Regions from separate parts of the Homo sapiens genome. Here region 2 is linked to region 1. The links are chromatin loops, found by intact Hi-C in ENCODE. Cell type or tissue: psoas muscle. All regions are shown on one strand.

What was found. Hi-C counts contacts between places; a loop is a spot of excess contacts. Peaks named below come from ENCODE experiments on the same cell type or tissue, not always from the same donor. Only the 100,000 strongest peaks of a DNase experiment are listed, where the experiment ranks them.
Region 2: it touches region 1 in a loop (2.2-fold over the local background); 9 of 110 quality-filtered maps call a loop at or near these places.

Annotation. Positions count from the first base shown.
Region 1 is chr3:148,974,182-148,976,681 of GRCh38, forward strand. No RefSeq gene overlaps it. Among named protein-coding and RNA genes, the nearest start is that of GYG1, 16 kb to the right of the region's middle. In psoas muscle, no CTCF peak of the experiment used is centred here; DNase peaks (open chromatin) are centred at 1,220 and 1,770; H3K4me3 peaks cover 874 bases; H3K27ac peaks cover 2,165 bases.
Region 2 is chr3:149,019,483-149,021,982 of GRCh38, forward strand. The region is part of intron 5 of GYG1 (glycogenin 1); the gene reads left to right. Among named protein-coding and RNA genes, the nearest start is that of GYG1, 29 kb to the left of the region's middle. RefSeq lists an enhancer at 1,315-1,965. In psoas muscle, no CTCF peak of the experiment used is centred here; a DNase peak (open chromatin) is centred at 959; H3K27ac peaks cover 2,411 bases.

The DNA.
Region 1 (2,500 bases):
TTTTGAGAACAAACTTCTTAATAAAGCAACATGTTTTTAGAAAACACATTGATTGAGGCCTCACTATTTTGTGCACAGAGCTATTATAGTAACACCGAATTCTTGGAACCATGAATAGCTAGTGCTGTTGTGGCCATTCATAAATTGAAGAGGTGTTAATGTAGAAGTGGAAATTTACTCAGTGCTTGTTCTTAACTTTTAAAGGGGTATTTAAAGTTTATATATATATATATATATATATATATATATATATATATATAGAGAGAGAGAGAGAGAGAGAGAGAGAGAGAGAGAGAGAGAGAGAGAGAGAGGGACAGAGAGAGAGAGAGAGAGCATTTTTTTAAAAATAAGGTGATAGTCCCAGCACTTTGGGAGGCCGAGGTGGGCGGATCACTTGAGGTCAGGAGTTCGAGACCACCTGGCCAACATGGTGAAACTCCGTCTCTACTAAAAATTAAAAAAATAGCCAGGCGTGGTGGCGGGCGCCTGTAATCCCAGCTACTCGGAAGGCCGAGGCACGACAATCACTTGGACCAGGGAGGCGGAGGTTGCAGTGAGCTGAGATCACGCCACTGCACTCCAGCCTGGGCAATAGAGGGAGACTCAGTCTCAAAAAAATAAATAAATAAAATATGAAATAAAATAAAAGTAAGGTGAGAACAAGTGCCTTTTTATTATTACACACAGATCAATATGGTCTTTGAGTTGTAAAATATTTCCTCACTTCTGCTTTGTGTTACTTGATACATGCTTCTGATTGCTTTCACTTTTGGTTCTGATGAACTGGCAAGTTCTTTACTTTTGGAGTTTCTTGTGATAGTAAGATATATGCTCAGTTCCAAAAATATTTCATGTTTCTTTCTGTCAAATTATCGAGATAATTTTGTATTTGGGTTTAAACAGATTTAAAAAGTTACTGAAGTATTCACCATGTTAATCTCCATCGGCAAGTATTTAGGAATCACGGTCTGTTAATATCTATATTCTAGAAACAGATTTGCAATCAAAAGTTTCAGAGCTTGTGAACAGACTAACTCTATATAGCATAGGCTAACCTTGAGCCAAAGATTTTTTCCTGCCAGTTTGCATCAGGAAAACCCCTTCTGCAGCTCAGGATCTTCCTTGAATACTACAGAGCTGAAAGCTGTCACCAGAATTTGATACTACACCATTCTATTGCCAAACGGGGCGCTGCAGCCAAAACAGCTTGGCCACTGTTAAGCACTACCTAGCTTTCGGCCTGGCCAAAAGCTTAGGAGCAGTGACAGTATCTAACCTTATTGGGCCTATCAAAAAATCAGCATGTGAACTCTTTGGCAAGTTCTGTTGGTGTCAGCCGAGGGCAGCACTTTCTGGAAGCAAGTGAGTTCTACCACAGGGAGTGAGACAGAACTTCCCGGCCATGGGCCCTGAAATGGTACTCATTTAAACGTCTGGTATGTTAGCCTAGCATTGGATTCACCAAGAAACTGTGAGACCACTGTATGTGAAACTCACAGGGAATATCTATAAGAAAGGTACTTAACATCCTTGGGACATACGGAAGCACCCCCTTTTATCAAAGATAGCACTTCTGACAATCTATCTAACAGACCACCTGGACAAATTGATTTTGGAAAGAAACAGCATTTGTCTCGAAAAGGTGTTTGGCTGCTTTTTGAGGTCAGGAGAAAAATACTTCAGAGAGCCAGAGGCCTTGCTGCTAGTAGTTTCCAGAGACTCTGCTCAGCTGGTAAGGACAGCTGTATGTGCGCTGGCTGTTTCTGACACACCCGATACAGACAGCACGATGTGTTCCCTGCCTGCAGAATCTTCTGGATGGGAGGATTAAAAGTTAAATAATCAAGAGAATCAGAGAATTAATCAAGACTGATGAATGACGTTTAAGGTGAAGTTTTAAATAAGGACAAAACTGGAAGACAGAGGTTAGCATACGAATCTATAGCCTTTTAGGATTTGATTTTTCTTCTTTGGAGGTTTTAGAACATTTTCCTTATACTTTTATTGGTTTCTAGAAGATGGAAAATTGGATCCAAACTTTCAGGGTTAAAATCGATAAACTATTGTGTGATTGTCTTAGTTTTAAAAAAATATGAAAAGAGTTATTTGGGGCAGTATTTCAGTAGAGAAATGGGCTTTATAACGGACTATAAGAAAGGGATGGGACAGGCCATTTTGATGTACTTTTGAATTATTTAATTCTTGAATAGATAATATTTTAATCAATTAAGAATAAGTATAAAAAGGTCTATGGTGAAAAAATCTTCCTCCCACCCTTGTCCTACTCCTCACAAGTAATAATTTCATGCATAAGAAAAATGTACACATAAAATCCCTTTACCCCTCTTTTTTCATGCAAATCACAACGTCCTATACATCTTGTTATGTGATACTTTGCTTTTTTACTGATAAACTTTATTTTTTGGAGCACTTTTAGGTTCACAGCAAAGCTAAATGCAAAGTATTATACTTTATAATACTTTATAGTTCCCATTATACC
Region 2 (2,500 bases), 45 kb after region 1:
AGCAGTCTCACCCACATTTAGGACCCCTTAAGATCCCAGTTTCTACTTTAAACAGCCTTACCAAGGGATTTCTTAAAATGAAAACTGCCCTGTCTATGAAAGGACTATCCAGTGGATACAGTTTTTTCACTTTGTTAGGGTAGAATAGGTAAAGAAGGTAATTTGAGGAAGGAGGATCCTTCCCCTGACTACAGGGAGTAACAGATTTAGAATTAAAGAGATACTCAGGGATTCATGAAGGTAGAGATCAGTGCCTGAGTCACAGTGAAATGCAGGGTGTGGATTGTTTCCAAATGGTGTTCTTGTTGACATTCAAGAGGAAGGCCACAGGCCATATGGAGAGGTATTTAACCGGCATGGAGCTGGTATCCAGGAGGGCTGCAGAATCCTCTTGAACCAGTCGTGTGGCGGTCCAGAGCCATGCTGGGATACGGACAGAGCCAGAGGCTCAGGTGTATATTCTTGCCTGCAGCAGAGGGCAGTCTGTGTGCAGGTGGATTGGACCATTGTGCCCTTCCTCTGCATGAGCTCTGACACCCAAATCCAGAGACAGGAGCTGGGGAGGCCCTTAGACAATGTCCAGCACAGTCTACTTGTGGGTCACCTGCTGATCTTAAGCACCACCCATTTCTTGTTGTTATTCCATTTTTTCCTTAACCTCTGTTGCAAACTGCATCCTTCTGAAAAGTCTTTCTTCAGTCTTCTTGAATGCTAAGTTGCTTACTTCATAATATGCTTTCCTATTGGTTACTTTCTGTTGCTGGGACCTTAACTATACTTGGGGGATTGCCAGGATTCTTAGGCATACCTTTTTCACTTTCAAATTAATTGTCCATAGGCAGGAGTTAATCCATAAATTAACAAACGTCACTCTCAGACAATACCCTTATAATTCTGGGAATGTCTTACAATAGCAGCCTAGTCATGGCTAAGAGCCTTGGCTCTGCAGCCAGACTGCCTGGATGGAATCCCAGCCTTGTCACTCACCAGCCATGGGATCCTGGAGAAGTTATTTAACTTCTTCATGCCTTGGTTTCCTCACATTGTCATTTTGGAGATTAACTGAGTAAACCAAGCAAACACTAACCAATGCCTGCGACATATGAATACTTTATATTCTTATTATGAGCTCTTATTATTACTACTGCTTAGTCATTAGTAAACTGTCAAGAGAGCAGGTTAGAAAAGAATAGTTTACACTATATTCATGTTTTAACTTATTTTAATTAGTATTACTATCATGTTATGACTATGTATGACATTTATATTAAGTCTAGGCAAATCATGGGCGGAAGCTTAGCAGTTAAAACAAGAGGATCAAACAGTTTAATACAAGAGGATCTAAGTAGGTGCTGTGGCTCCAGGCCGGGAAGTTGAGTCAGGAGGGGTGGGCGTCCGAGGAGGTGGAAGGAATATCTCATTCTTATGTACTCTGTTTCGGTTTTAGGCTTATGGGTTTGTATTGCTAGGATGGGGCAGTGCCTTCCCTCCACTCTGCAACACAGGTGTCAGATCTCTGTGGTGGGTTCCCCCATCCTCATTAGAACATTTGTTGAAGGCAGTCATCTGACTCTTTCCCATGCATTGTCCCTGCCCCCACTTCCTGCACAAAACCACCTCTGAAAATCCCACCTGCATTCATTACTTTGGAATTTCAGTAGCCCTTAATGTCAGTACTGCCCTGATAGCCCCAACTTGTCACCTTGCTTATTTTTATGCAGATGACCCATCTTACTGTTTGAACAAAAGCCTTTTGGGGCCACACACTGAGCATAGTGCCATATGCATAATAGTTGTTATTTAATCGATAGCTTTATCTGTGCACAAATTTGGGCATTATGATTTTTATCCTTTTAAGGATTAAATAGAGCAAGAGTGTTGTGTGTGTTACATATACTTACGTGTATAAAATAAAGAGTAAGCTTGGGGATATCAAATATCCTCTTCATTTATCAGAAGAAACAAACCGTGGAATGATCAATTAACCTTAAGAGGAAAGAGCTTTACAAATAGGCTGTATTTTTCTTGCATGCTTTTTGGAGCAGCAGCAGCATGGTAGGATGGTAAGTGCTCATGCCTTAGAGGTAAAACCATGTCAAACCCCATCTCTGCCACTTAGTTGTGTGACCTTGGGCATCTCACTTCAGTCTCTCACAGCCTCAATTATCACATTAGTAAAATTTACCTTGTAGAAATATTATTATTCCCCATCATGTCCTTAAAGAATTTGGTCTCCAAATATAGTAAACTCTGATGATAGCTTTTTAACCAGTTCCTAACTTTTTTTTTTTTTAATAAACTTTAGGGGATAGGAAAGGTTACACGAGTTTGTATTATTTTGAACGGTATATCATGCTCAAATATCTTGGTTGCCTGTAATATAAATCTACTGAAATCTAACACTTGAGCCCAGTACCTGAGGTTCTGTCCCATTTTACTTTTCTTTCCCTACTCAAAGCCTCCTCTCTGGCTCTAACAGAGGATACCTGGTCTAGCACAC